Regions from separate parts of the Homo sapiens genome. Here regions 1, 2, 3 and 5 are each linked to region 4. Evidence: read pairs that join two places in POLR2A ChIA-PET (ENCODE). Cell type or tissue: MCF 10A. All regions are shown on one strand. Links, peaks and the distances in the headings refer to the core of each region. The heading gives the core; the rest is flanking DNA.

Region 1 (6,468 bases), core at 1,282-5,281, 130 kb before region 4:
ACTTTAATAATAATCTTGAAGTTACATATATCTACATGATGACAACACTTCACTGAGGGACCTCAAGCATGGCATCAATGAAACGATATAAATGCTTCTATATAGAAGAACATGATATGCACCTGCTTTTATTTAACTAAAAACAAATATTGTCTGCCATACTGGGTTTTCATGTGTTGAATTTAGGATTTACAGCCAGCTTTATTTTCTCTATCCTAACTAATGGAATTCAGTGTTTAGTTTTGAGAATGAACATTAGAAGATAATGAGAAAATATTACCTTTCTTTTAGTACTACAGAAAAGCATGTAAAATTATATGTCATAAAATGAGTCCTGATAAAGTAGTGTATTAAAAATAGTGACAAAAATATCAATTCTACTTTTCTGACATCTGTCCTGCATTGAGATTTCTATTTCTTGTTTAACTAAGAAATAGAATTCTAAGCTACCTGGATTGTAGAGATTGTTGTTATGTCTTGGGAAATATAGTTCATAATCTGTAAATCCTTAGTTAATAATTTTTTCCCCTGGTAATAATACTTACACTGATTCTAAGTGATATAAATAATAGTGAGGTATCTTAATTGAAACAGAAGGGCTTTAAAATTTTCTTCTTCCTTTATATAAAAAGGTATAATAAAATATAAAACAATCCATTATTCTGTTGGATTTCATACTCAAATAAAGAATTTCAGATTTTTTTGCCTCATTTAAATGAGCTCTGGATAAAAGACATAATAATGTAACAATGTTAATTTTTCTAAATGTAATAGGTAGGTTTAGTGCAATCCTAATAAAATAACAAAGTTCTCAAATCTTTAAAAAATTTTCTTTTTCAAAAAAAGCTTAGTTAAGATTTTCAAATGATAAAAAGATGTGAAGAATTTGGTCCACTCAATATTTACAAATATACAACAGTAGGAAAATAATGAATAAAGTAATGGAAAAGAACAGACAGCCTTGGATAGATCATATGTACAATAACTATCAGTAAGACATATGATAAATCAATTGAGAAAAATTAGATTATTAAACAAGAGACACTGGAAATATTAGCTCAATATGTGCAGGAGATTTTCAAATTAGTTCTACATTTCATAACATTCCTGAAAATAAATTCCAGTTGGATTAAGGATATTGGTATAAATGAATAAATCTATGAATAAACTCTGAAGCATATAAACATTGGTAAATATACACAAATAAAAGGATAATTTGTTTTATTTCCAAAAGTAACCATTTTGATATGTCAAAAGATTTCATATACATTTTTCTTCCCATGTAATTTAATCATGCTAAAATGTTCACAAGTAAAAACAAAAATCAGGATATAAATATATATAATGATAATCCCAATTTTACGAAGATGTATAGGTGACTATATATATTCAATATAATTTATATTTATATAAATTGTTTATAACAATGCTGCTAAAAATGAGAAGTACATAAAAACATCCTGAGAAAAGTAATATTTCTCCTGAAAAGCCTACTCCTGTTAAAAGGCTCAAAAGTGCAATACTCACTGTATCACTATCATCACTCTGGGTTTCTGATTTTGCATCACTCTCAATGTCTTCTTTTTCCAAGGAGGAAATGCTGAGTTTATCCAATTCAGCTTCTATTTCTGCTTTGAGCTTTGCATCATCATCGTCCATTATTCTTCATAATAAAGCACAGAACTGCTTTAAAAAATGAAGAGGCTAATATGTCACTAAAAATTATGTGTTCTCTAATTTGTCATACCAATCCAACATATTTATTTAAATATGTTTTAATTTAACAAACTTTTATCACACCTTATTATGGTTACACCAAACATTGTTTTATCTCTTCAATCATTCTTTTTAAACTTTGACTACAAAATGATCAACTGTAATTGTACGCTAATACTCTTATTGATTTATATGTTTATATAATTTTACTATATATAATAAAGATCAGAATTGTTTATAAAATTTTTGTTTCAGTTATTAATACATATAAATGTAGGTATGTATGCATGAGTTGCAATGTAATATGTGTTGTTGTTAATGTTCTGTTTTTTATTTTTCACTGTTGGTCTTAGTCCCAAAAAAGGTTTGAAAACGTACTAGTCAGCTATCATTTTATTTTTCATGACACTAGTTTAAACCTTTCTTTCTTTACTCAAGGGCCTGACCTTTCCACCTGTCTTCTTGTTCTTTTCTTCATTCCTTCTTTCCATCCTCTTTCCCTTTCGTTAATTCCTCCTTTCACTCTACTCAATCATCTCAAAATCAGTTCTACCCATAACTTCCACCCTCACTCACTCACTCAAAAATAAAAAATAAAATAAAAAAAGGAAAAGAAAGAAAAGAAAAGAAAAACAAAGTGAAATGGAACTCCAGACAGAACCAGGGCAAAATATTATCCTGCAATGGAACTCAAAGTGCATTTAAAAAGCTTTATTAGAAGGAAAGCTAGATTTTTTTTTTATGCCTACAAAGCAAAATGCACGGGTATACTAAACTTTATATAGAAAGAGAGGCAGGAGAGTATGGTGGAGGTAAGAGTCATTTCCTTTACATGACTTTCTCTGTTCATCTACTGGCTCATTAGATCACCCCTGTCCAATTACATATTTGAGCACTTACGCAAGTTTAAATTTTCTATTAGCAACTTTTTAAAAACAAAAGAGAAGTGCAATTAATTTTTATAATATATTTTATTTAACCCAATATATCCAAAATATTTCAACGTGTAATAACAAAATTAATTATTAATATCATTGCAAAGAGTTTATATTCTTTCTTTGGACAGTAATTCTTAGAAATCTGTTGTGTGTTTTACACCTGCAGCACATCTCAGTTAGGATTAGCTGCATTTCAAGTCCTCAGTAGCCACCTGCAGTTAGTGGTTACTGTATATGACGTGCAGTCATGGATGGGTCTCACTGTAAATGGGCTACATTAAAGTGCTCTAAGTTGATAACGAATCACTTGGAGTTCACTAAAGCTGTCAAAAGTAGAAAAGCTTAAGGAACTCCCCCTTCAACCCCTGTAAAGAAAGGGGAGAGAAATCTACTTTATAAGGTTCATATAAATTATATATTACCAAAAAAAAAAGAAAGAAAGAGAGACAGAAAAAGAAAGGGTGGAAAGGAGGGCGACAAGAAGGGAAGGAAGGAAGGAAAATAACGTCAATTGGTTTGTGGGGAGCGGTGAGTGAGTAACCATCGAATGATCCCTACATAGCCAAGACATCTCTTTAAGTTTTGAATGAGTTCTCGAAATCTCCAGGGTGGAAGGGAGCCTCGAGCTTCGCAGAGTCGCACAGCCATCCCCTGACCCGCGGTCTCTCCCTTTGCTGGAAGTCTGGCCAGGCAGAGAGAGTCCCGGCTCGGCCTGAGCTCCCACAGCTGTTCACCTCCCTCAACGGGAATCCCAGTCTTAAGACCCCGGCTCACCCCTCAGCAGCGAGATTCCTTGGCTTTGTTGTAAGACAGCGCCCATAGCCGCTACACAAAGCGTATCCATGGCAACAGCCAATCACAAGGAAGAGACACCGGTTTTTCCCTACAGGTGCTCTAGAAGGACAAACAATCTCGATTCTAAATTGAAACGAACGCAGCATTTCAGGGACTGGATGAGGAGCTTACGGTTTTTTACAGGTAGATTTTAATATTTAAGTAACTTTGGAAAATACTTAATAAAATGAAATTTTGTTATAATTACCCAAGTAGATGTAATCTCACTTTTAAATTTTTTAAATTGTTTCTGAGCTACATATATTTATATTTCCATCTGGTGATTTGCCCATGTATAAGGTGTTCATTCCACAAACCCTTAATCCTGAACAGTGATTTGTGGGACATAGAAGTATGGAAGAGAAGTCAATAAGTTGTTTGCCTTCCATGACAACAGTTTTTTAAAAAAGAAAAGAAAAGAAAAAGGAAAAAAGAAAAAAATCATCAATCAATGCCCATCAAAAACCTCTAACTGAAGGGATGTGGGTGAGAAATTTGAAAAATTATTTTCTGGAGTTATTTTACTGTAAAAATATTGTCACACAGTATTTCAATATAAAACCTTAATTTCTAAGTTTATGTCATGCTATTTAATTTTAACTTAATTTATTAAAGTTTTTTGTGGAGCAAATACATAGGGTACAAAATAATATTTTAATTAATAACATATTTTTTACTTTAATTTTCTTTTAAAGTTTGCAAATAAGGCATTAAATTCTAAAAGGAAGTAGCCATAATTGTAAAAGGTATCTGCTATAAAATAAGCTAAAAGCAAATATTTCACTGAGCCTCTGGAAAAAAAATAGACTACATTTCCTGGTAACAATAAACTTGAATTGCATCAACATAAGAACTAATAATATAAAGTGAGACGTTAATAGATTTCTCATATTAAAAGCACACATGTTAGTTTCCTTTTCAGGAAAGATGATTTTAAAAAATAAACTACACTTGGTTTCAGGTCTAATTAAATTCAGAGTATTTTCATTATCAAAGTCCATGCTCAAATGGAATTTGTTCTTTTTTTTAAGTTTGGTTTTATTGCTGATTTATAGACTATTGAAATTATCTATTTTTTATTGTTTTTTTAGAGACAGGGTCTCCCTCTGTTGCCCAGGCTGGAGTGCAGTGGTACAATTATTGCTCACTGTAGCCTCCAACTCTTGTACTCAAGTAATCCTCCCGCCTTGGCCTCCCAAAGCACTGGGATTATAGGTATGAGCTACTGTGTTCGAACCTCAAACTGTTCATTTAAAATAGACTTTCATATTGTGTTGAAGTTCACATAAGAATCTTAAGATTAGTTTTATTTTTGATTGTGAAACTATCCAGACTTCTAAAAATTATAAATCCTTTAATAATTTCAAAATTAATTTTGAATAACTAGTTTTCATAATCAAATAATTTTGGAAATAATGCCTTAGTTCCTTTCCTTCTCAAAGCTTACTTTGTCAAATATTGACAGCAAAAAAGAAAAACAGTGAAAGATTTTCTGAAGATAAATTAATTCATGGTGATAGATCTCCTATATTGTCATGCGATTTTTTACTTTGGAAGAAAGGACAACTTTATCAATTAGTCATAATTTCGCTAGAATATAACTAATCAAAAATAAAAGGCAGCAGTTATCTAATACATTTGTAGATTATAAGTAAATTTAACTTGACACTGTTGTTTATCAACCATGTAGTATTTAGCAGAAGTCCATTTTAATTGCATTATTCCTAGAAACGGTAACTTCAGATTGAGTATGTTGGTTTGCCTATGACTCTTTAACCTGAGTAGACTTTTGTTTCTTTTGAACATGTTAACTTCATTTCATTTAAATTTTAAAAACAATTTGTAGGTGTGGTTGATTTATAGCATATTGGCTTAACAATGCATATTTCCTTTAGAGAGTACATAATAAATATTTATTGAGAGAATGAAAGAATGAGAGATAACTGTTTGTTCTTTGTTATCTGACAAGACTAATATTCCTTTGAAAATGTGTTGTAGTGAAATCATTTTAGTTTAAGAGCATTTTTCAACAACTGCTTTATTCTTCATATGGCAGTGATATAATTTAAATATCCCATAATATCATTGTTGTGTTCAAAATAGTTGCAGAGCAGGTATTTCTTTGTTTCATTTTCTTGAGGCACCGTAATTATTGAGTAAAAGTAATTTACTATGTAGCTCATAGTACCACATATTGTATTCTTAGGCCTCTCATTCTCTTGTTCCACTTAAAGTGTGTCTCAAGCCTTCAGATTCTCTAACTCTCTTTGTGCTCCCTCCCAGCTGCTGTCATGACCAACCACTTCACAGAAAAATGAGAATTTATGACTTTCCCACAGTTTCCATCCCATTCCCCATTCTCACATGCATGACTCTTGTATAATCTTAATATTTCTATACTGAGATATGATATAACGAGATTCTAGCCTTATGATATAACGAGATAACTAACATCTAGCCAGGCACTGGGCTAAGAGCTTTACAAACATAATCTCATCTAATTTTCACAACATCTCTTTGAGGCATGTACTATTACAATCTGCATTTACAGATGATGATACTGGGGCTTGGGAAAGTTATTGAGAGGGTGGTTTATATCAATGGAGTTAAATCTCATCTCTGCCATTTATTAACTAAGTGACCTTTGGCAAGTAATTTTGCCTTGCTGAGTCTTTCTCTCCTCATTGATGATATTGGGGATAATAGCATTTGCAAAATATCGACGATAAAGGGAATCAATTTAAATGAGACAATGTAGAATATGAGATAATGTTCAAAGTTTAATTACATCATTTCTACAGACTACATTCCATCTTTGATTCTTTGGTTATCCCAATGCTGGCAATTCTACTTCCTACTACATCTCTCATATTGTGATACTGTTTCCATTCCCACAGCCATTTATAAATTATCCCCCTATCTTAAGTGTCTTTTCTAATTTGGCTTCCACATTGAGGCCAGAATTACGACTCCCTATTAC
Region 2 (6,468 bases), core at 1,455-5,454, 58 kb before region 4:
CAAATCACATGAAAAATCTCATCCCCTGTACACTGCGACAAGCTAGATGACAGTATCCCCTTTCCTCGGGAGCAAGTGACTAAATTAAATAACTATTCACTCCAGTTACACATGTTGCTATCAAGCAAGGCCATGTAGAAAATAAGGAGACTGACAAGAGATTGCCAAGATAGCCTTATCCCAGTTGTTTTCAGACTTGTGCATCAGAATTAAAATGGTGAGAGTGTGTGTTTTGCATTTTGTGAAGATTTAAATCATGCGAATTTGAGCTAGTGTGATATAAAATATTAAGCCTCATTTTATGATGTAATTCTCACAAATAAAAATAAAACAAGAATCACATGATTTCAGATGTTACTAGCTATTGTTTGTAACCTGTTACATTATTGCCATATGATAGGTATACATTAAGTAGTACACAGAAAGACTCATTAACTCCAAAAAAAGTAATCTGGAATTATTAAGATTTTCAATCATACAGGCTGTAAGTAGCAAAATTTTTTGAATAAAATGGGACTTCCTTGAGCATTTCAGGATATGTTGCCTATGGCGGTAGTGGAGATGAGGCAAAAGGAAAGGCAGCCCTTCACACATTTTTAGAGACATAAGAGCTAATTTTACAAAGAAGCACAACACAAATGTTTAAAAGCCTCTGTTAGGAATGAAGATATCTGACCATGCCCTAAAAATAGATCTGCCTTTTAACAAGTGAGTCCAGTTCTTCACTGAGTCTCTGTCAGTACTTCAATGATGGAATGCATTCTTTTCCATTTATTTATTCTCATTCATTCAGTGTCCTTTTTTGAATGTCTACAGTGAATGAAGAACTGTGCTACCAGAATACAAACAGAAAGACACTTGGATTGTTGGTATCAGGGAGCAGATAACACCTTAGAGGGAATAGAAATATTTATAATAGACAACCTCTAAAACTTCGTAATTTTGATTCCTCTTGATGTTCCATTACAAACTGAAATGAAAAGACAAGGTACATATTCATTTTATTTCTGTTATCACCTTGAATCTATAAGAGCTCAACACTTTCAAACAAGAGTATTTGTTCTGATATCATAATACAATCTCTGTATAGTCTTTTAATATTTAATAAAATGCTCCATGACCTACAATATAACCACTAGGAAGGTATATTTTCTCTTGCAATACTCTGTTGACTTTTAGAGTGGCCTCTACATAGATGTTAAAAAACTGAATGGATGAATTGGAACACATTGATAATATCAAGATTCTCTCTACTTTACCTTTGGGAGCCAGAAAATTAGTTTTCACTCATTTTATGGACTCTAAGGGAAATATTGACCTGGCGATTTATGAGAGATGGAAGGAGACTTGGAGAGAATTTGTCATATTTTCAGGGCTTCTAAATAAGATATGTAGACTACCAGCTTCAAAAATATTTAGGGGTGTATTAAAAACAACCAGATTCAGAGGGTTACCCCAATCCTACTAAATGAGGATTTCTGAAGCTGGCCTTGGGAAGCTGTATTTTAACAAGCTTTCCATGTTGATTCTTACACACACGTAAAGTTTGTGGGCCACATGTTCTAATCCTGTCACCTTATGTTGCAGATGAGAAGACTGAAGCACTGAGAAGTTAAATGACTTGTTAAATAGTCTAATAAACTTATTTCTAAAAACCAAAGAGAGCAAGGGTTGCATTTTTTAGTAGATTTTAAAGTAAAGAAGAAAAAGAGAAAATGGTATGAGGAAGACAAAGGGAATTTTTCGTAGCTTGTTTATTCTATGTTAGGATCTATGAAAAGTCTATTCATTCCTTCTCATTCTTCCTGGAAAATTCCTTCAGCTGTTCACTATTTAATAGAAATTTTAAATGCTGTTGACCTAAAGTCTGCTTCAAATAATTTGACAAGTAAGACAAATAAAGTCACAATAACTCTATTCTCTCAGCCTGTATATTCTTAGACTGAATACGTAATCAAAACATAACAGAAGGGTGGAAAACACTTAGGTACAAACAACTGAATATATTTAAAATCATTTGTCTTATGAATAATCTGAGTGACACAGTATGCACTTACTAAGACCATGCTCACCCCATTAGTTTTTGTTTATAATTATCCAACATAAGATAGCTATTACTTTTTAGAATTAATCATATAATTTAGCAAAATTTCTTAGTCTTTAAGACTCTAATCTATGAAATCATTATCTACAACAAACTAACCACATTCTGCTTTAGTCTGCACTATCCTTATTTTTGATTAATAAGAAATTTATACATATTTCACATAGTAGGCACACAACTCATATTTAACGATTGTCGAAAGCCCTGATTTGTTGGAGATTTTGAGTAGGTACTAAATTTGTATAAATGAATAATACTTTTAATATTGCTAATGCATTTATTCTTATAATCCTACTGTTAATTTATGAAGGGCTAAGAATATTTTGTAGCTACATATGTAAATGCTTTACAGAGATGGATCACTTCCTTTGAAGGAAAATAAAATTTTAAAGTCTTGTCCTTTAAAAAATAATCTAAGAATGGGATGTCATTTGTTTGATACTCTCTTCAAGGGAAATGGAAAAAAGAGAAACACATTTTACAATTAGCTTAGAGGCAACTGTGTCTTGGAGAAAGAATGTAGATGTTAGTAATATCGTCCTGTCTGGATTAGGGTTTCACGCATCATGGCTGGTAGAAATTAATTTTTATTGATGTTGAATTCTTGATGAAGTTTGAACTTGTCAAGAGTTGTAGGCTTATAAATGGGTGTATATGGTGAAATTTTATTCAATTAAGCCTCATAATGCTTTAGGGTATTTCATTGTTCTGAAAAGGTGATCTCTTGAACATGTTGTTTCCTGTACCCACAGGCTAATCCTCAAAGTGTACATTCATAACTGAACATTAGTCTACAATGTTGAAATAAATCCTTTGGCATTTATTAGTTAAACGTGTTATTTCCTGTACAACACAGCTTTTTATTGACTTATTTTTTTCTTTTGAAAACAAAATGAAATTAAGGTCCTTTTATATTCTATTTCTTAATTTGAAGATATGAATAGATCTGATTTTAAATAAGATTATCAATGGAGATGAAACTAGAAGGGCATAGTTGATGCATATATACTTTCAAAGTGTCAATATAGTGATCTAGTACACTCAACATTATGAGTTCATGCAAATATTTTATATTTAAAGACCAACTTTTTAGAGGCCTTTATTCATCTCCCATGAAATATGTGTATTTTTGCAATTAAATAATAAAGCAATAGGTAATCTTTCTAAACTATATGTTTGATCACGAGATTTAACAACATGCTACCCAGGATGTTGAACCATAAACCTTAACTAAATATGGGAGGAGATTTGGCACAAATATTGCAAATACAGTAATTATGTTAGAATCCTTACAAAATGTATTATTACTATTTATATTTATTGAAAGGCTATTATATTTTGGGCACTGTGTTAAGTACTTTAAAATGTTTTTTCATCTTATTTAACTTCAGAGCAGTTGTATTAGCTGTGTCACAGATTAAACAATTGTACTAAAAGAGGTAAAGATAAGTAACATAGTGAAAGTGGCATAGTTAATACGAGGCAAATATAAAATTTGAATCTGGGCCTGATTACAAATTTTGTAGATGGAAAATATATTTTTAAAATACAAACGTTAACTTTTAAGCAATATATTTGAGATATAAGCATCAATTATTTATAAGAACTTATCTAAGGAGAGGCTCTTATACAATGAGAGCTACGTTGATTATAAAAGTGAATCATAATTTAAATCACACCATAGTGGTGAGGCAGCATAAGATTGCAGTGGCTAGAATGTTATGTTAGAATACACATTCTGGAGTCCAATGGGCAAAATTAAAATCCTAGTGTCACTAGCTGTATGACCTTAAGCACATTACCAGTTTCTAGGTGCCTCAGTTTCATTATCTGTGAAATAGACATATTAATAATCCCAACTTCACATGAGCTTCAAGTCAGTGACAAGTTAAAAAATAAAAACACCAGCACAAATATATGGAGTATTAAGTGAGTTAATGTATGTCAAGTTCAGGGCCTGCACATAGAATCTTGATGTGCATATGAGACACTATTCTATTACACAGAACCATTTGTGGCTCATGATCATGACATTATGAGATGGATACCAAGGTTAGATAAGGAGAAAAAGTGAAGAAAATTTGGAGTAAAAAGAAAAAAAATGTACATTAAGCTAATTAATGGGAAAAAGAGTGGGAATGACTTATAAGTAGTGTAGAGAGATGATTATTGTATTTGTAATTAATCTAGCATAAATTAATTTATTCAATAAGTATTTACAGAATGAATTTTGCATGCCCAGCGCTATGTTAGTTAGATATAAGAAACATTAAAGAGAGGGACAGAGATATGACCCTTGCCTTCTTAAGACTACAGTCCAGATTTGCAACAATAACAAAATTAAGCTGAAGTCAAACATTTCTTAGTGTAGCCATAAAATTGAGACTCATTGGAGTCTCCAGCATCTGTTCAGCATAGCCAATGTCTACTGAAGTTACTTATTACTGCAGCATTATGTGAAGAAAAGCATCTTCTGAATTAGCCTGACTCTCAGTTAATGTGGCATGAATTTACCTGAATATAAATTACTCTATAAATTTAGGAGATTAAGCAAGAGTAAAATGTATGTGGGTAGTTGTGGATTTAATCAAATAGAAATTGATAGTACAATAAAAACTTGAAGTATTATAAGTGGCATGAAAAAGTGTCCAGAATGTTATTTTATTTTCAGTTTTTCCATAATATATGTAATTTTCTGTAACTTCTTACAGAGTAAAATTGGAAACATAAATATGTTCAATTCAATGAATTATATAGACATAAAATCAAGCTGTATCAAATCAATATTTTTAAAGTTTCAGTAATTAGTGACTGAGAAGTGAAAGCCTGACCATACAGTTTTCTTTTATTTTGATGTGAACCAATGCACTGGTGGAAATAGACTTCACTGGCACTCTGAATAGTCCTGGACAGTTTAATGAATGTAGAACTTTGGTCAAAGGAAGGATTAAGTGCTTGCTGATGGCTTATGTCAATGGTGACCATGCATTCACATTGTGTAAGAGTCTCACTTTAAAATGTTAGGTTTTGGTTAGCCATATGCAGAAAACTGGAACTGGATCCCTTCCTTACACTTTATACAAAAATTAACTCAAGATAGATTAAAGACTTAAACATAAGACCTAAAACCATAAAAACCCTAGAAGAAAACCTAGGCAATCCCATTCAGGACATAGGCCTGGGCAAAGACTTTATGACTAAAACATCAAAAGCAATTGCAACAAAAGCCAAAATTGACAAATGAGATCCAATTAAACTAAATAACTTCTGCTCAGCAAAAGAAACTATCATCAGAGTGAACAGGCAACCTATAGAATGGGAGAAAAGTTTTACAATCTATCTATCTGACAAAAGTCTAATATCCAGAATCTACAAGGAACTGAAACAAATTTACAAGAAAAAAACAAACAACCCCATCAAAAAGTGAGCAAAGGATATGAACAGACGCTTCTCAAAAGAAGATATTAATGCGGCCAACAAACATATGAAAAAAAGCTCATCATCACTGGTCATTAGAGAAATGCAAATCAAAACCACAATAAGATAACATCTCATGCCAGTTAGAATGGTGATCATTAAAAAGTCAGGAAACAACAGATGATGGCGAGGATGTGGAGAAATGGGAATGTTTTTACACTCTTGGTGGGAGTGTAAATTAGCTCAGCCATTGTGGAAGACACTGCGGTGATTCCTCAAGAATCTAGAACCAGATATACCATTTGACCCGGCAATCCCCCTACTGATTATATACCCAAAGGATTATAAATCATCCTACTACAAAGACACATACACATGTATGTTTATTGCAGTACTATTTACAATAGCAAAGACTTTGAACGAACCCAAATGCCAATCAATGCGATAAAGAAAATGTGGCACATATACACCGTGGAATACTATGCATAAAAAAGAGTGAAGAATGAGTTCATGTCCTTTGCTGGAAACCATCATTTTCAGCAAAAGAACACGGGAACAGAAAACCAAACACCGCATGTTCTCACTGATTAGTGGGAGTTGAACAATGAGAAGACATGGACACAGGGAGGGTAACATCACACACGAGGGCCTGTCAGAGGCTGCGGACAAGTGAGGGATAGCATTAGGACCAATACCTAGTGCATGCGGGGCTTAAAACCTAGATGACCGGTTGATGGGTGCAGCAAACCACCATGGCATATGTATACCTATGTAACAAACCTGCACGTTCTGCCTGCACATGTATCCCAGAACTTAAAGTATAATAATAAAAAATAAAAAGTCAAAACAAATATAAAATAAAAAGTTTTACCATATTACAAATTTGGCTAAAAAAAGTGGTCATCATTTATGTAGCAAATATACAAGGATCTATATTTTTATGAATA
Region 3 (6,468 bases), core at 1,112-5,111, 120 kb before region 4:
ATACCATGTAACACCATGATATGACACCATGATCTAGAACTGTCTTTCTCTATTGGTTTCCATGAGATCATGCCTTGATTGTCTTCTCAGTCTGTAAAAGTCAGCTTTAAAAATTCCAAATTCTTAATTGTATCATTTCATTCTCTACCATCAAACCTCTGCCCATTTCCATCTATAGACAGTCCCTCTTCTCTTTCATTCACACCCATGACACTGGTTCTCTATGAATGACTTTCAAGTCTGTACAGCCTATGCTACCCATTTATCTGCACTCCATTTATAGTCCTTATGAGACATAACCCACAGATATTCTTTACCAATTCAAATTTAATCATGAAATATTGAATTTATGAATTTTTCTTCTAAACCATTTTCCTGAATTTTTAAATTTCCAGTGATTACCATTATTCTTTTATTTTCCCATCCTACATGAATCTTTCTGATTGTCTTTGATTCTTTTCCACAGTAAAGCATATTAAAGCTTAATCCAAGCTCTCTTTTTTTTCTAATTATCTTCTGTAATTGGCCTTTTCTGACCAGTGGGCATTTTGTTTGGCCCTCACCACCCTATTTTCTTTTCTTTATCCTGGGTACATGGTTGCCTTCAACTGGAGCTGAGTATTGCTGTGGGACCAAGTCTGTGCTGGTGGACTCTAAATGGAAGAGAAGTGTACAACTTCAACCTCACTTGCTTAAAAGATGCCTGCCTGAGTTTACTCATCCCCTTCCCTTTCTGTTAGCTATAAAAGATGGCACCTGGAGCCAATTTGGAAGCCACATGTTGAACAGGCCAGAGTTAGCTCCAAGTTTCTAACATGATTTTCTAGAAGTGAACCAATCACCTACTTTGAACTGAGATAAATAAAAGTTTACTTCTATATTTGGGTCCTTTGATAAAGTATTGCAGCTTGACCCTGCCTAACATGCTAATTATTACCACATCAACACTCAAGTCCATGCCTTCAACATTTCACATCAGAGTTACCACAGAGCTTTCTGGTTCATTAGTATCCATTCTCTTTCTTCTTCACAGACAGGGGCCAAGACCTTGTGCCTATCTTCTCGTTCAGGCTGTGAGAGAGCTTTTCACATGTGGTAGTAAATAGAATTGGAACCAAAAATGTAGATTTATAGCATCTTTGAAATAAACTGAAATAAAAATCATGCAGTCTTTCCAACTGAGCGTCCCATCAAAACATGCCAGGCATTAGAGGAATTAAAGAATAAGACAATAGGATGGAAAGTAGAAAAAACAAATGACAGCAAGAGAATTCAAAGCATAGGTAGAAGATATAACCTGTAGTGACTCCGTAAACTGAGAAGAACACTGGGAGATTTTACGAGGAAGATGGTTTACGATAAAGTAGGGAAGGTAGTACATAGACTAATGTAGACATCTCTTTTTTTTCCACTTTTCAAAGGATCCTTCAGTTCAATAAACAAATTGCTTTCTGCCTAATTAGGGACAGACAAATAGCTTTAAAATAATCTTATTAAATCTGCTTCTATCATGTCAATCATGCGCTACATATATTAAAACATTGTAAACTACAGTATGTTTAAAATTATAGTGCTAGTTAGAATTAAAACAGTGAGAAGAGAAAAGAGAAAATCTGGGAACATACTCAAGATTAGATTTGAAACTTTCATCTCTAATGAAACCAGCACCAAAAACCAATGGAGTAGGTATTGATTTTTCCATGAAAGTTTTAGGAAAATTGACTACCTGGAAAATAAGTTTTAATGAAAGCTACTTTAGTTTTTTTATATACTGCATACTAAACTAAATTATAGATTAAGTAATTTAATTCATCTATCTATTCATGCATTCAACAAATATATATCAAGTACCTGCTGTGTGCTAAACCTGGAGGTTACAATGGTATATAAGACATACTCTCGCCACTTAAATACCCCTGACTCTCTGTGGGGAAGAAGACAGGTCAATGAGAAATTTGAGAGGCAACAAATTGGGTTAAGAGAAAGATCCCCAAACCAACACCTCAGTGAGGAGCTAATATTATTCTGAGAAAGGGGAAGGGCATGCAGAAGTGAGGAAAACTTTCCAGCCAAGGGAACAAGGTATATTAAGACTGGAAATGTTCCTGGCTATCTAATGGTTAGGATTAAAATAAAAATTTAAAAATACAGTAAGATGGAAAACAAAATATCTTATACTTTTTGAAACTGCAAGAAATTCAGTAAGGCTACTTGACTTGTTATACAAATGTCTTCTTACTCTTGATTGCCTAGTCAAAGCATTGCAGATATATATTTATTATTTTAAGTACAGATACTCTCTAGTAAAAAGAAAATGCAGGCAAGGTACAGTTTCAAGATACCTTCAATAAATCCTTTCATTTAGAGATGGAAGTATGTTATACTGATAATTGATTTGAGAAGAAAAATGTGCAAATAAAGAACATAAGTAGGGAGAAATATTTAAAGTTGTTGTGTAGAATGTTTAAAAAGTTATGGTTGTCTTTTCAGAATCATCAATATCTTGGAAGAAAAAGAATGTTAAGAAATAACAAAACAATAATTATTAAGTACTTTCTTAATCTCATTAATGGAGCTTTCTTGGTAAGAATCTTCATAATTATACAGTAAAGAAAATGTAATCTATTGTATAGGCAATTACAAAAAAATAAGCATTGACTTTCTTTTTTTAGGTTCTTGGACTTTTATTCATGGGATTTGGTGCATGGCTCTTATTAGATAGAAATAATTTTTTAACAGCTTTTGGTATGTATCTATTTTTGTTTTTCTCTCAGTGAAATAGACATTCAATTTTTAACAGTTGTATACACAATTTATTCAGCAGGTGGCAGTATTTCTCTGTAATTTATTAAGTGTCCAGCATTCCTTCTGAAAGTCTTCATCAGTTGTAGAGATTTTTTAAAGGATACAAAATTACAGCTAGGTAGAAGAAAAAAGTTCTGGTGTTCTATACTACTGTAGGATGACTGTAGTTAACAATAATGTATTACATAGTCACAAATAGCTAGAAGAATATTGAATATTCCCAACACACAAAAATGATACATATTTGAGATGACCGGACATGCTAATTACTCTGATCTGATCACTATATATATTGTATGTATCAAAACAACACCCATGAATATGTACAATTATTAGTTGTCACTTTAAAAAGAAAATTTAAAAATGCAATTTTAACCATGTAACTTTCCTATTAAAAGCTTATGTGACTCCCCATTGCCACTATTTACTCGTACAGCAAATATTACTAAGCATCTTCTCTGTGTCAGTCATTGCCCTAAGAGCTGAGGATATGGTAGTGAGCAAACAAAATAAAGTTCCTATCCACATGGAGCTTTATTTCAGTGAAGAAGACTGAAAAACAAAGTGCCTATAATGTCATCCTTGCAAACATTTTTAGTCTCATCTGACTCAAACTGTAAGTGCCAACAAAGCTGAGTTTCTTACACACCCTGTGCTGCTGGATGTCTCAGAAATGCTCCACCATTCCAACCTGGTTATTTACAATGACCAATAAAGCCTATGCTCAGATGTTACCTTTTCCAGCAGCCTTGCCCAAACCTTCTAACCTTCTCCCCCAACTGGTTTAGGTGCCTCTGTTCCCAGTAGTATGCCGGCAAACGTTTAACAACCAGTTCTGGAATAGAGAATATTGATTTATGACATCTGCCCATTTCCATGGTTTAAACAGCTCCTCAATGGCCAATTTCAAGGTGTCAAAGTGAATTCAGTTGGTTTGCAGATTTCCTGAAAATATCACAATTGGCTTTTATGAGCCAGTACAAGCTCACTCCAGCACACTACTGCCTACACTGTTCTCCCATAACACCTCCCACATGTTTAATTTATTTATCCGTCCTTCTTTTTTAAAACAATTATTTGTTGAGCATTTATTGTTCTGCTGTTTGTGCCATAGCACCAAGCATTCAACAGTCAGCCTGTTGACTGGATAAATATATATAATCTCTAGCACTGAGGGCTCACAGTCTAGATGGGGAAAAATAAAATATAGTTTGAAAGGGATCATATTAGCAATAAATTCAGGGTGTATACATCTAACTCACACATATTAAGTTCTAAAGATTTTTGATGAATGAATGAATACATGAATGTTTGAATATACATTGGACATAGATGAAATCTTAGAAAAAAATTTATTCTATCATAGAAGACAAGGAGGATAAGGGTAAAGCGATCTTCTGAAATTTAAGAAATTCTCTTCATGTCAGAAAAGGAAGAAAGGTTGTTTCTAAAAGTAAGAGCTGGTACATGAGGTCAAAAATTGAGAGACAGAGAGAGACAGAGAATCCTAGTGGTTTGGCAACAGCTGCTCAGAAAAACTTTTGATTGCTGCAATTATTCTTAAATAGAAAATAAATAAAATACCACTTCATATAAAATACCACTTCATAATAAGTAAATTTGTACTTTTCACAGATGAAAATAATCACTTCATAGTACCTATTTCTCAAATTTTGATTGGAATGGGATCTTCTACTGTTCTTTTTTGTCTATTGGGTTATATAGGAATTCACAACGAAATCAGATGGCTCCTAATTGTGGTACGTATTTCATGTCAATAGTTTGAATTTTTGTCTTAGATTTTTAAGTATCTAAGTTACACAAATGAATACTGATTTATATTAGCATGGCACTGCAGTAGAGTATGTCCTTAGAGTAATTCAAATGAAGCACACCCTCCTCCCTCCAACAAAGTCACTTTTCCTGACAGGATTTTCTTAGTGCGTTTTCTATGAATTGAATCTGTACCTCAGCACATTTGGACATTTAATTTTCAACACAGAGTCAATAGGACTCTCCATCTCCTAGGGTGAACTACAATTCACCAAACTTAAGAATCTGAAGGCTAGAATTAGAATAAAGTGTATTCAAGTCAATGAGGAATGTAGCTTACCAGGGAAAAAGAAACATGATCTATAGTCAGCACATTTTTCTCTCTGTGGGCATGGCACGCGGAAAGGTAACTTATGTATGTATGTATTTTTTTATAATTTCAACTTCTATTGTATATTCAGGGTACATGTGCAAGTTTGTTACATGGGTATATTGCACGATGCTGAGGTTTGGAATTCGATTGATCCTGTCACCCAGCTAATGAGTGAGCATAGTACCCAGCAGTTACTTTTCAACCTTTGCCCCACTCTTTTCCTCCCCTCTTTAATAATAGTGTCTACCATTGCCATGAAAGGTAACTTATAATTGAGATCACAAATTGTTATTTTTAAAAGAGAACTATAATTACTGAAAGAGGCAGACTCTAGCATCTGGTTGCCCACTGTTTCTCTCGAGGCTTGTAACGTGAAAAGGCAAATTATATTCCAGAGTACTGACTTGGACATGAGCCAATTACCATACATGTGGCAGTTATGGATCACAATTCACACACTCAGATGAAATATAGCCTTTACATTTTTCTCTAAATCAAATTGATTTTAATTGCAGCCAAGCAGATGGGAAGTTCAGCTGCTGTCATTTTGTCCCTTACCAGGAAGAATGCAGAGATACTCAGCTTTTATGGAGCACTGAAAGTCTGGGTAGTCACCCTGGACACTAGTTATCAGTCTATGCCAGTTACCACAAACACACTCACTTTCCCAGCTCACATGGTCCCTTCAGGTCTACTCACTCTGCTCTTTGAATGGCCATGAGTGCCAAAGGTAGGGCTGCTATTCATCTAGTATTTACCCATACAGGCATATCAGTGAAACCCTTTTGTGAAATATTGGTAAATAACCAGTACCTCAGTTCCATTCCTTCAGTCTTCCTTCCCTGAGGCAGTCAGACCTCCCCAGTGACACAGCAATTGGGAGGTACACCTGGCATAGGAATCAGTTGCTTCCTATTAATAGTAATTTCTACTACTATTTGAATATTACCCTGGCACAGGCATTTTAGGTATGGACCCTGATTTCCTTCTGGGGTTTTACCACCTTACCAGGGCAGTGCCAGGATTCCAAGGACTATGCTCTGTTGCTCTGGAAACCCACAGACTTCCAGATTCCACCTCAAAATCTTTTTAGTCTAAGAAGAGACTTTATTCTTTCTTCTTATTCTCCTCCAAGGCCAACCCTCTCTTCTCAAATCTTATCTTTCTCTCTTTCCAGGATCCTTAGCATAATTTTCTCACTGAGCTTCAGATTTTGGATATAAAAACCAGAACAGAAATGGCTTGCAAGAAAACCTTGATTTTTTTCTTCTTGTCACAAATTTCCATATAGGCAAAGGAAATGCAGAGTCTACTACTTATACAATGTAGTGGGCAGGGGATAGGAAATGAAGGGGGAAAGTAGAGGGAGTAAAACAAACATTTCCTAAGTTTCTGCCTCATATAATTCAAGCATTAATGGCATCTGAATGAGAAAGCCTGATAGACGCCATCATAAGGATATACATGAACATAGGATCTGACAGATTAGGGCCTGGAACCAAGATACTACCATTCCT
Region 4 (6,468 bases), core at 1,374-5,373:
CTCTAATCTCTAAATTAGGAAAAATCACCTCATTAATTAGTTGAGAGGATTAAATAAGATATTATTAAGCCCCAGGTACTTAGTGGGAAGCTTAAAACAATAGTTGCTTTCTCCTACTTCTCTTCATTGGCATTGAGACATAAATTAGTATCAGTCATTATGGAGGGCATCGCTCTACAAATATTTTGTGACCTATGCATATGTATTGGAATTAGGTATCAGACACTAGTGAAAAAGCGTGGGAGAGAAATAATTTTCGTACTTCTTGGTACTACCGTAAACGATTTCTGCCAGCATATGGATAACTTTGTTTCCCACAGATAATCCTAATCCTGATCATGGTGGACACAGCTCTCCTTATTTTCCTAAAATTTTCTCAGTTGTTATTGATAATGTTGGTACTGTATTTCAGTTTCTTTATATATCAACATTAAATATTTGCCTGTCACCAAAATGTGAAGTAAAAAGCAAAAAAAGTCCTATAAAAGGTTTATTTTGACTGTTTTTATTTTTTCACGTGGCGCATCTATCAAAGAGCATTTATTTACTCATGGCAGGGGAGGCGTATCAGGGAATCAAATCTAATTTAATTTCTTAACTTTTAATTTTTCAAAGTTGGGATTGGAAGAGAGGCTGAGAAAAAACTCTCTTGGCTGTTTTAAAAGCTAAGGATTAGTAGCAATGTTCTGACCTGAAATTTAGGTCTTGTGATTTCTTTCCAAGAGATTTTTCACTGCATGAAAAACCTGTTTGCAATGGCCTTTTTAATTTAATTCAATCTTAATTGGATACGAACCGTAAAAATCTAAGGGATTGTTAAAAGGCCTAAAAGTGCACAAAAGTAGTTTTTAAGAGTAATATTAATAATCTGGAAGTGAAAAATTAACTTTGCTAAATTACTGAACCTTTCTACCTAGCTTCTAGGTTCATTTTGTATTTCTTTCAAATTTTGAACGTTTCAAGGACGGAAAATTTCATCCTTAGAGCATACGCACTGTTTAGGGGACGGTTCAGCCATTTTCAAAAGGAGGCTAAGCTTTGTGTTCAGAGGTGTATATTTTAGGAATTCTCCACGTGGCTTAATTACGAGCATGCCTTGATTGTTAGCAGAGGTAAGTCAGGCTTCATCTTGTAATGAGACCCCTTGGAAAAAAGTCTGCTGCTGAGGCACCAACACAGGGTGGGTGAGGGCCAGCTTTCTAAAACGGCCTTTCATAACCTGGCGAGAATCACTGAGCGCTATGAGGCCACCGCCTGACGGAGAAGCCAATGCCCAGAGGCTTTTTCTTTCGCAAGAGATGTAAATGGCCGGCTTGGGGGAATAGGTAGGGAAAAGGGTTCTTTGGGTCACCCATTTTTTCTAGTCCCATTACTGACTCTTGGAGAATATTCAGATGGTGCCAGGTAGCACCATGCCTATTATTATTCTCACTGAGACAAAAGTCAGCGGCTGGTAACTGGTGTCCATTCTTTCGCTTGAGTGGGTTGGAGAAAGACGGCATGGCTGGAGGAATTTGTTTTGTTTTGCTTTGGAGCGGGCTTCCTCAGTTGCATCCTGCATCGGGCGGGCACAGCCCCGGGCTCTGGGAAGACGCCGCTCGGCAGCCGCAGTGGCCGCTGCATCAATGGGTTTTGGGGCAGGGAGGTGCGGAGCCCAGCCTGCGCTCCTGGCTACCCCTCCGCGCCCCGCCGCCGCCCACAGCCTACCCTTCTCCTCTGCAGCCGGTAGGCGGCCGTAACACGGGCGGGCCGAGCACGTGGGCGCCTCCGTCACACCCTCACACATACACACACGCGCGCGCGCACACACACATACGCATGTACACGCGCACCCGCACCCGCGCGCCTGTATCCCGTGCTGTTTCCCTGGCAGACACACAGGCGCTCACGAGTCTCTCCTTGCCAGCCTGCAGGGCGGCGACCCCCAAAACCCAGCTCCGGGTCCCAACCTAGGCAAGAAGCTGCTTCTCTGCCAACAGCTCCTCTTCGGCCTCCGTCACAGCCACCTGGACCCTACCCTTTCGCGACTGCTGCTGCTGCTGCCCGGACGTGGAAGCAGCAAGAGGCGCTTGGTCAAGACACACTGACGGTAATGGCAAGCGCCTACGCTAAGGGCACAACTGGGGGTGAGGTGGGGCTCGCCATTAGCCACCCAGGAGCCTGGGCACCAGCACCGGGAACGAATTGATGGATGGATGCCGGGAAGGACTCGCTGCGTCCTGGGGTGGGAGGAGGGAGGGCAGCTCAAAAGCCCTGGGAGGGAGAAGCTGGGCTGGGCGGGCAACCGTCTAACTCTGCATCTCTGTACAATCAGGGTGGGGGGCGACAGGCTGCACATGTAAGGGGAAGCACATGGGTTGAAACGTGCCGCCATCCTTTCTTCCCGTCGTGGAAATTGCCCACAGCATCCCCAGAGACCTACTCGTTTCCAAGCCAAGTCGGGGTTGGTTGAAGGGTGGGGTCCAACACGGGAAAGTCCAAGAGGAAAGTTGGGAGGGTTGGGGCAGAGAGAGACGCGAGGTGAATTGGAAGCTAAACCTCGTGCAGGTGGGCGATGGGGCGGGGAGAGCAGAGAGCTTTATTCCTCATTCGCTTCCGTTCGCTTTAGCAAAGGCAGAAGGCGACTACCGAGGACAGAGTGTTTTCACGTGACCACAGTTCCCCTTTGCTTGAGGTATCCTGTGATAAATGGCCCGAAAGGGGGCCTTTCGCCGTACGAAAGGCACGTGGCTGCTGGAGAAATCACGGCTCCTGTGTTTCTGCGCATCCTGGAATTTGAGAGTGTGGCGGTGAGGGTGGTGCTGCTGGGACTGTAAGAAGATGGGAAGCAGTTAGAAACCCAGATCGTTTCTACCTTTCTTTCACTAGGCTGGTCTGTGTGTGACTGGGAAGAAGACGGTATTGAGTACAGGGAAATCCTTGCACTCTAACGTAGCGCACCAACTGGATACATAAGAATGAATCAAGACGCCCGAGGCGTTCGGGAACAGGCATGACCCACCCAGTGGCACAGGCTGCGGGAACGGGAATTATTTTTCCTGAGCTGAGAAGCAGCCTTTGATGTGCGTTTTAGGAAGCAAAGCCCCCAGGCTCGCGCTCTCCAGCGTCCCGCTTTCCCTTTCCATCCTCCTCCCTAGCTGGGAAAGGCTGGAGTAAGACGGGGCGGGGTCCGGACTCCGGCGCAGTGACGTAAGCAGTGTTTGGGTGCTTATGCAAATAAGTCTGCGACGGTTTCTTCTGGTCTTGCCGTTTTCCCCTCCAGATCTTATAGGTAGACCCAATCTTAGTCTGCACCATCCTTGCGGTTCACTACTTAAGACGTATGGGAGAAATGAAGGATTTGCTTTATATGCTGCTTTGGGGCTCCTCATCGCCCATGCTGTAAAAGCTATTTTCTACCTGTCAATGCCTGATTGCTTTTCTGCTGTGCCAGCAACAAAGTGTTTGTTTTGAGGAATTATTATGTGCAGACACAGCCCCAACAAGCCCCTCACCCACCCAACCTCATTTCTGCAAGATCATTGCTGAAACACAGACCTATTTATGTCTTAGGCGCCCAGTACTGGGCTTGACTTGTACGTTCTTAATAAATACTTAATGATGGACTAAATCTTCTTTGAACAGTGTTAGGTTTTGAAGGGAAGGCGAGGGTTAAAGACACACACACACACACACACACACACGGAAAGAGGGCGGCTCAACAGCAAATTCAGGCTTTCTGTCCAGCATAAATCCTACAGAAGTGGAGGACCAGCCTAATGCCGGAGCCCGCTGCCGCTTACAGGCTGGGGCCATTTATAGGTACGGGCAGAAGGGGTCTGAGCAGTATGGCTTGCTGCTCCGCGGGATATTAATAAGATGCTTCCATGAAGAGGCGGTTCTGGCTCTTGTTCCGGCGCGATGTCGTTCTGTTGTTCAGGGTGTTCCTTGGACCTTTGTCCAGCAAGATATGATAGGGATGTCTCTTTAGTTAGGCCTTTGTCCAACTCGTGGTCAGTTGGTTAGACGGGATGTTTCTCACAGCTCGAACCCCTGTGAAATGTTTCGCTTTCACCAAGGTCTGCAAAATAGCAGGGAGCTTACAACATGGTGCAGTTTGGACTAACAAACAGTATGTATTTTTTTCTCTCATATTAAATTCAAGATATTTGACCATCAAAATCAGGCGATTTTATTTTTATGTGTTGTTGCCTTTTCTATGGAATCATCAATGATCCATGTGTATTTGTTGTGGTAAAACATATCCCAACAAATTTAAAATGGAATTTATTAACCATTTTTCTCTAAATAAAGCTTTCAGTTTGTGTTTTTTTTTAGGATGACAGGAATTAATAGGATTTTTAAAGAAAGATAATCTTTTACTGTTGATAAGCTTTTCTTTTTTCTGATTGCACATTATATAGTTGATTGAAAAATTATTTTATAATTCTAATATAGTTAACTCGAGATGTAGTATTTTAATCGAATTAAGAAAGTTATTTTTATATGTTTCTAGGAGATCAGTACTCTATCACTGAATAAATATGAAATAATGCAGAATCTTAAAACTGGATAACAGTTATGAGAGATGCCAATAATCAGATGAGATGCCTTCCTTGTCACCTACTGAAACATTTAAAATAAGTCAGAATAGTTACTAAACTCTAAAGTCCGTATTCATAGTTACTACCTTACCCAGTGATCATAGTTGAAATTGTAAATATGCTTCTCTTGTCATAAAATATAATTTGTATATGAATAGGTAAGATATTTGCATTCTTTTTAACTCTGGGATTATATCATCTAGGAAATTGAATCATTGACTTAGAATAGCAGACCCAAAAGAGAGCTTGGTGGCTATCAAAAGCTCCTAAAAACTTTTCTTTCACTTCTCAATGGACCTCTCACCTTGTGGAAGAGTATGTTAATTCTTTATTACTACATACATATGCATGATAGGATATATTAGTATATTCTTATGCAGCTGTGCAGAGTAGATTTTGAAATGGTTTCTCAGCAGATAGTATTAATAAAAATCTACAGGCATAGTTGGATGCATGAACAACATTCAAGGTTACATAGCAGGAATCATTAGATTTATTTCTACTTTGCTTATCATACCACTCTTCTGGCTGTCTTTACTAAACAATTTTTGATGTATTTATCTGCTTAAATATTAACTTTGACCAGTAATGATCATCTCTTTTTCTGTGAACAACAAGCCCTAAAAATAAACTGGGATATAGGGCAATTTCAAATGCAGAGTATCACTTGACACAGGGCAGAGCTGTAAGTTGTGTTCAGCCTTGAAGGTCACTTTATTTCCTTGTGATTAATGTGCTAAGGTATCTTTTCACATAAGATGAATTGACTTTTATTTTTAAATAGAATGCATACTTTGGGAACTTTTTCACCTATCAGATTGGCAAAGATCAAAGAGATTATTTGTTATACAGAAGACAGTAGAAGAAAGCGGGCACTCTCATGCATTGCTGGTGGTAGTGCAAATGGACACAATTTTTATCAAGGGCTATTTGGTAATATTTATCAAAATTATAAAAGCTCATACCTTTTGATCAAGCTGTTCCAGTTCTAGGAATTTATTCTACAGATATGGAGATGCAAGATATACAAAATAATTTGTTGGAACATTGTAGTAGCAAATTATCAGTGATGATCTAAATATATGGTATACCATACCAAGGAATATCATACAGTAGTTTTTTAAATGAAGCTATTACATTGAGATCAAGAGTTTTGAAGAATTTATTAGAGTGAAAAACTAAGAGGTAGAATTATGCACATAGTAATAGTTGTGTAAAAAGAAGCAGATTGGGGGCTGGTGGGGAGAAAACACATATTAGCTTGAATATATATAGAGTGTTTAAGTGTGTATACACACATATATATATGCTTGAATATACAGAAAATATTTATTGAAGATTTTGGTTACTTATTGGGAGGTACAGATGGTACAGTATATTCTAGGGAGAAAGGGTAGGAAGATATATATATATATATATATATATATGTTTCTTTACTCTTTGCCCTTTAATATCTTATTACAGTATTTTGTATTCAAAATATAAATATATAAAATATTTTAAAGTAAAGACAGAGGCAAATAAACACCTTTGGTAGAGTTTTATTCATTCATCACATGCCATGGAATTAGTAAGGTACAAAAGTCAATGAGTATTTTGACGACCCCCTGATTTTTGTTGTTGTTTCTGAATTTACAAGAAAGCTTCCTCTTTCAAGAGTTTTAGAAATAAAATTATATTGGAGAAGCATATTTAGTACTTGATTCAATAAAGTTATTTAATTATACTAGCAAAAAAGGCATAATTTTAGGGTATTAAAAAAAGTCTTAATTTTGAGATGGGTGTTGAGTCCCATGTAGTTGGTAAGAAATAACACAGAGAGTTCTTGTGAGCTCTTGACAAATTTCCTGCAAATATAACATTTTGTAATAACTATATTAAACCT
Region 5 (6,468 bases), core at 1,643-5,642, 110 kb before region 4:
AAAAAAGCATATAATAAGCCTGAAAAAACTTTTGATCAACAAAACTTACCTATTACAACCTACAGTTACTTTTAATCCTTTAGGACATTTCAGTATTTCAGTTCAGTCAAGGTCTGTCTTATATCACGGAAGATTAATTGTCCTATAGTAAAATGAACATGTACTTGAAGTCATACAGATATGAATATGGTTAGGGATCACCAACTTGCTTTACAGCAAGTTGTTGCTGTATCTGTAAAATATAATGTCCTTATCTGTAAAATATAATTAATACCTACCTACCTTACAGAGTTGTCATTAACTGACAATTTATCAAGTTTCAGTTGTAAAGTAGCTACTCAAGAGTTCTCTTACCTCGCCTTAATTAATCTTGAAGGATCTCCTGATTAATTTATATGGTTCCTAGATTTTCTTTATATCTATCTATACTCTTCTGTAATGGCCAAAGTTCAAAAACAATCTTTTCTGTATGATACCATTGCCCTCCAACTTCATTCTTTACTGGACAGCTCATCATCCAGTGCCTACTGTTAATGGCCTGGCATTTAGAACTAAAATTACTTTTCTCCACATCTAAAATGTATGTGTGTGTGTGTGTGCGTGTGTTTGTGTGTGTGTGAGTTTTAAAGGTATGTTAGCTGCAGCAGGTAAGTTTTGGAAAGCTGCTTTGCTGGCAAAACACCAAATCCCAATCTATCATCCTCAAACTTTTCAACCTCATTATAGAACATAAATATGACACATAAGAGCTATCAATATGTAAATATAGTTTATCAGTCACCCATATTTGCTTCAATGTTATGCACACACTCCTGTATCTCTCTATATATTAGAAATAAGAACTGATTAATAACTACCATGTGCCAGAGACTGTGATAAACACTATAGGCATTGTATTATTAATCCTCATAGCAACCCCTAAAGAAGCACTGTAAGTCCTACTTTATAGAAGAGAAAACTGAGGCTTTGAGATGAGAAATGCTTGTTAAAGTATTTCATGGCCAAATGACAGAGCCTAGACTCAAATACTCATTAGCTGACCCCAGAGCTAACAGCTTTGTTTACATCAATTTGTCTTCTGCATTCAAACTGGATTAAGTTCTTAAAAGCCTCTAAATCTTTTATGCCATTTACAGTACCTAACTCAGTGTGGAAGATAAACTAGGCCTTTCATAGATGCTTACCAAATTTGAGTAAGCATAAGGGAATTTTATTTATACATTAGTCACATAGGTTACATAGGAAAGTACTTATGTATGAAATTGTCATTTATATGCATTCTGGATCTCCCAAATAATGTTTTAGAAACAAAACGAGGCCATATGTTTCACCCCCAACACACTCTCAACAGCACTATATATCTTATTTATTCTAAATAAAAATGAACAGAGTATAAAGTAGATCTAAAATCTCCTTTTCATTATTCTAATCTTCTTAAATGTATTAAAATACAGATATATAAGTAACTAAGTAAGATTTTAGCTTACATGCCTTTTATAATTACTGTGATATTCCCACCAGTTACTTAGTTTTTATTGTCAAAGACAGCATAATTCAGTAAAAATCCTTAAGACTAGTATTCAAATGATTATATTTAAAAGTCTCAGCTCCTTGTAAACAAAAGTAAATAATTAAATTCTCTGAGTGTCTGTATTCCATTCATAAAACAGTAATAATATCTATTCTTCCTACCTTTTGGTATTATTGAGGACCAAATTAGTAATTTGTTATAAAAAATTATATAAATTTGTAAATGCTTAAGTTACTACGACAATCGTTCTACCTTTGCATTACCTAGATTTTTGAAATTGCAGAGTTTTGTTTATCCCCATCCAAATCTGATCATTTTTGTGTTAGTATTGGAGAGAAAAAGTTATATCTCATTCATCACAAGGCTCTTGGCTGAGATCCCTATAACAAAAGACAAACTAACAAATGAAAAGCATAACAAATTTACTTAACCAAAAAATAAAGACTCCAAAAAATAAAGACCAAAAAATAAAGATCCAAGGAAATCTATTTTTGTGGACAGTCATGTGAAAGTGTGATTGGAGGACAAAAGCATATAATCTAATGGTAATAAACTAGGGGAAATTTAGCAAGGCTTGTCTGTTCAGATGCTTCTTGGCTTCTGCATATAGGACAGGACCCCTCTGGAATGAGGATCTGATGCTATACCTTCAGGGGAAATGGGTCAGAGAATTCTATTATGACCTGCCTCATGGGAGAAAGGCAGGAGAAGGTCAGAAAGTGACCTTCCTGCTTCTGCAGTTTTCTCAATTTCCTTGAGCTTAAAATACTCACATACCAAGGTGCTATATTTTGGAGCTGTTGTATTCTGAGCCCTGATAGTACTATGAAAGGATAATATTTAAAATTTAAAAATCATAACTTTTGTAGAAATATACAGTAGATTTCAAAAGTCAATTATTTTATTTAACATCTTAATTAATGAGGGAACCAGTATGATAGAAAACTAATTCAAAGGAGAATCCAAAGAAGACATTTATATAGGCCATCACTTAATAGACGCAAAACAGGCTTGGAGAGAGAAGGAATTAAATATACCTTCACCGAGAAAAATGTACATTTGTCTGACCAAGTATAACTTGCATAACTATAGTTTTCTACAACTTCTAAAGTTGTAAAATAAATTATAAACCATGAAAAGTACAGTACAAACCCCCACAGAATCAAGGAATGTTGAAGTTTGCCAGAAAAAGCCTAGTGTCCATTGAAAAGACACTCAACAAACTTTTTTGGCTTATATAAAATACTTTTACAGTTTTTTTCCTGAGAGTATGAGAAGAAATCTCCCTTAGATATGCATGAGAATAGCACATTACTTCTTCCTTAATTGTAAAATGAGCCTAATATATTCTTCCTATAGATTATGAATTGAAAAACCATATGATTTGATATCCACTGAAAGTGTTAAAAAGTTATTTTAAAAAGAAATAAACAGAAAACAGAAAAATAATATTGAATATTCTTTTCATGATGGTACTCTTGAGGAACCATCAATTTCTATGAAATTTTTATGGATACATTCCTATGAAATTTTCATTTTTAATACAATTTTCTACAGGTTCAGCAACTATGGCATGACAAAATTGATTTTGTCATTTCTGAGTATGGATCTAAAGATAAGCCTGAAGATATAACCAAGTGGACTATTCTGAATGCCTTACAGAAAACAGTAAGATGAAATTAACTAAAAAATTAGATGTCAGTATTGACCACTGTGGGACAGAAGAGAGAATAGGTCAGGGCAGGGGATGGGGCAGATGGATGAAAGTTTGTTGTATTTCTTTCAAACAAACTGGGCAAAAAGGGCATTCTCCACACTTACAAATCTTGATTTATATCCTCCTTTTGTAACTCCTATCTTCTTTTCTGTGTTAATGGATGTGCATTTTAACTTAGTTTCACCTGGAAAAGTGCTGCTGGTCTTTTGCCAAGTGGGATAGTCTATCCTGCTGCACCTGATGGGAGATAAGTTTAAGCAGTAGTCTCTGCTGGCAGCATTGTGGTTACCATTTGAGTCTGAATACCAGGATTGCTGTGCAATAGCTTTGTGGTTCTGGACAAGTAACCCTCTTAAACTCCAAGTTCCACATTCGTAAAGTGGGCATACTAACCTCTAACTCTGGTTGGCAGGAATAAATGAAGTAATATATAGATATTCTATATATTATAGAAAGGCTATATATAGAAAGGCTTGGATCCAGGGCATAAATGCAACTAACACTTTTTAGCTAATTTTTAAAGATTATTATTTCACAGTGCAGATTTTTCCAGACAGGTGCAGTGGAAGGGTAAGAGAAGGGTATTGTCGGCTAAATGGTTTACAGAAATAGATCAGCACCTGGAATATAATAAGTGCCCAATTAAAAAAATACCAAACATTTACATAGTCCCAGACTTTTTTGTAAGTGCTTTGCATATATTAGCTAATTCAGTCCTCCCAACCCTATAACATAGGAACTGTTATCCTCATTTTATAGATGAAAAACTGAGAAATTTAGTAATTTAATGAGGATTGCGCAGCTAATAAGTGGCAGAGCCAAGATTCAAACCCACACAATCTGGCACTAGATTCTGTACTTTTTACTGCTATATTATATGCCTCACATAAAAAAATAGGTTTTATTTATAGTACATATGATAACGGAAATACATTTTAAGAGAATTGAAATGTAATTACAAATACTTTTACTCATTGTCTTTTTCTCTTATGTATGTGATCCGTACATGTATTGTATTTTCAAACTGCATTACAACTTACAGCAGAGAAGTGAACCTTCCTATGGGCAGAAAATGATGAGGAAACAATTCTGTCTATCATATCACTACTATTAGTGAAATTCCAGCTTTCAATTCCTAGCCATTAATATAACTGAGATAATATATGTAGGTTTGTTTGTTTAAACTAACTTTCAGTAACCTAACTCTCAATCAATATTTTAGTCGTCAGCATTTCCTAGAATTGTCGTAGATTGTTGGTATATATTGTAAACATAGGCAGTACTAATGTTATCATTTTCCATAAAAGTTTAGAAAACAATTACTTCACCTTTCTCTTATTTCCTAAGTGACAAATATGTAAACAGATTCTTTCATATCCTCCTAACTCTGCTTGATAGGATTCCAGAATCAGCACTACAAATGAGACATTTCTTAAAAGTTGGATCATTTTATGACTATTTTTATTATCTTATTTTGGTTCTTTGTGGTAATTTTCACACAATACAAAATTGAAAGTTAACATCTCACATTAATCCTAGAAAAGTAGATATTACCCTGCATCTCTTTTTAGGTATACCAAACAGTTATGACTGCATATTCTTTAAATACAAAGAGAACTGCTACAGTTGGGAGCAAGATATGGCTCCAGTGATTGTTTTATATTATGGTCCTAAGCATCATTTATACATAAGCATATCAAGTATATCTTCTATCCTGGATAAAATTCAGATGTAATAATTCTATCCAACCACAAGCCACTAATGTGAGCAGAGATCTTTATCTATGGCTGACAACAATAATAGCAGAAACAAAGTAATGAATTAAACAAGCACAGATATACTTATTTAATTCATTACATGTTCATGGGGAAAAATTAATGAGTTATCTTCATCACAAAAACCACTTCAATATTAATCTCATATAATTAACTGCATTTTGAACATTTTATGGTAAAATTCATATAAGCTTTTTCCTAGTTACAGTGTTGTGGCCAACATAATTACACAGACTGGATAAAGAATAAGAACAAAGAAAATTCAGGACAGGTGCCATGTTCTTGCACAAAGTCAACTTTAAGAAAATGGTTTTGTGATGAGCCACTGAATGCAACTTACCTTGAGGTAAAGATAAATCTAGGCTTCTACAAGTATTTATAGTATTTTGTTTGTTTATTTTGCAAGTCAATTTAGAATTCTGAGCAAATTTTTATATAAAAATAATGTTGTTGACGGTGGCTACATTCTTAATCCACTTCCCTAAGTTGAACACGTAATTAGGTAAATTGTAGTGTCATTTCCAGTGTATAATACGTAAAGTAAATAAATTTCCTGGGAGTATATGATTTATGTATTCTTGGAACTTGGGATATCATCAGTCTTTCTCCCCAGCCTTCCTTGAGAAGTCCTGCAGAAAGAGGAGGCACTTCTGTCAAAGCCTTGGTGCATAAGATTGGAAAGGGAGCTAAAACACCAGGAGTAAAAGAATAGGCAAAAACTAAAGGGAGTGGACCCCAGCAATGATGAATGTGGTGTTCAAGTAAGTGTAGCAGAAGCAAGAGTAAAGGGTTGTCTGGAGCAACTGCGATTTACAGGTGTGGGATACTGATAACTAGATTTTTTCATCCTAAGAACTGCGAATACTTTGTATAGTTTACATATTAAGCTTATTCTAATCTTAAGATGTATTGTTTCAATTGCATAATTAATTCATAAATAAATGGAACATTACTTTTTTTTTTTAAAAAAAAGCATCTACTCTTTGGGAAATAACCATTTTATGTGGTGATATATACAGTAGTTGCCCCTATCTGCAGTTTCACATTGTGAGAGTTCAACCATTGAAAATATTAAGTGGAAAATTCCAGAAATAAACAATTCATAAGTTTTCAATTGCACACTGTTCTGGGTAGTATGATGAAATCTTGTGTCTTCCTGCCCTGTTCCCTCCTGGGACATGAGTCATCCCTTTGTCCAGTGTATTCATGATGCAGATGCTACCCACCCTTAGTCACTTAGTAGTCATCTTCATTGTAAGATCGACTGTTGAGGTATCACAGTGCCTGTGTTCAAGAACCCTTAATTTACTTAATGATGACCCCAAAGTGTAAGAATAGTGATGCTGGCATATTGTTATAATTGTTCTATTTTATTATTAGTTATTGTTTTAATCTCTTGTTGTGCCTAATTTATAAATTAAACTCTATTATATATATGTTTCTAT

What was found. ChIA-PET counts read pairs that join two places held together with the same protein. Peaks named below come from ENCODE experiments on the same cell type or tissue, not always from the same donor. Only the 100,000 strongest peaks of a DNase experiment are listed, where the experiment ranks them.
Region 1: POLR2A ChIA-PET joins it to region 4 with 30 read pairs; 3 of 35 experiments call an interaction of 5 or more read pairs at or near these places.
Region 2: POLR2A ChIA-PET joins it to region 4 with 18 read pairs; 4 of 35 experiments call an interaction of 5 or more read pairs at or near these places.
Region 3: POLR2A ChIA-PET joins it to region 4 with 28 read pairs; 3 of 35 experiments call an interaction of 5 or more read pairs at or near these places.
Region 5: POLR2A ChIA-PET joins it to region 4 with 26 read pairs; 2 of 35 experiments call an interaction of 5 or more read pairs at or near these places.

Annotation. Positions count from the first base shown.
Region 1 is chr12:85,033,368-85,039,835 of GRCh38, reverse strand. It overlaps TSPAN19 (tetraspanin 19), which reads left to right and starts at 3,559. Exons shown (of 9, transcript NM_001100917.2): 1 at 3,559-3,632. LRRIQ1 (leucine rich repeats and IQ motif containing 1) reads right to left here and starts at 3,485. Exons shown (of 27, transcript NM_001079910.2): 1 at 3,429-3,485; 2 at 1,528-1,683. The coding sequence starts at 1,659. In MCF 10A, for the core only: no CTCF peak of the experiment used is centred there; a DNase peak (open chromatin) is centred at 3,515.
Region 2 is chr12:84,965,771-84,972,238 of GRCh38, reverse strand. All of the region lies in intron 2 of LOC102724680 (a long non-coding RNA gene), which reads right to left. Among named protein-coding and RNA genes, the nearest start is that of SLC6A15, 56 kb to the right of the region's middle. In MCF 10A, for the core only: no CTCF peak of the experiment used is centred there; no DNase peak of the experiment used is centred there.
Region 3 is chr12:85,025,996-85,032,463 of GRCh38, reverse strand. It overlaps TSPAN19 (tetraspanin 19), which reads left to right. Exons shown (of 9, transcript NM_001100917.2): 2 at 2,491-2,583; 3 at 2,673-2,745; 4 at 4,441-4,565. The coding sequence starts at 2,518. Among named protein-coding and RNA genes, the nearest start is that of TSPAN19, 7.0 kb to the left of the region's middle. In MCF 10A, for the core only: a CTCF peak has its summit at 2,805 (motif pointing right); no DNase peak of the experiment used is centred there.
Region 4 is chr12:84,908,144-84,914,611 of GRCh38, reverse strand. It overlaps SLC6A15 (solute carrier family 6 member 15), which reads left to right and starts at 1,813. Exons shown (of 12, transcript NM_182767.6): 1 at 1,813-2,089. LOC102724680 (a long non-coding RNA gene) reads right to left here and starts at 1,775. Exons shown (of 4, transcript XR_945154.3): 1 at 1,708-1,775. RefSeq lists enhancers at 1,052-1,598, 1,599-2,146, 2,695-3,243. In MCF 10A, for the core only: a CTCF peak has its summit at 1,715; DNase peaks (open chromatin) are centred at 1,781 and 3,171.
Region 5 is chr12:85,016,357-85,022,824 of GRCh38, reverse strand. TSPAN19 (tetraspanin 19) reads left to right here. Exons shown (of 9, transcript NM_001100917.2): 6 at 3,089-3,199; 7 at 5,226-5,369. Among named protein-coding and RNA genes, the nearest start is that of TSPAN19, 17 kb to the left of the region's middle. RefSeq lists an enhancer at 6,101-6,395. In MCF 10A, for the core only: no CTCF peak of the experiment used is centred there; no DNase peak of the experiment used is centred there.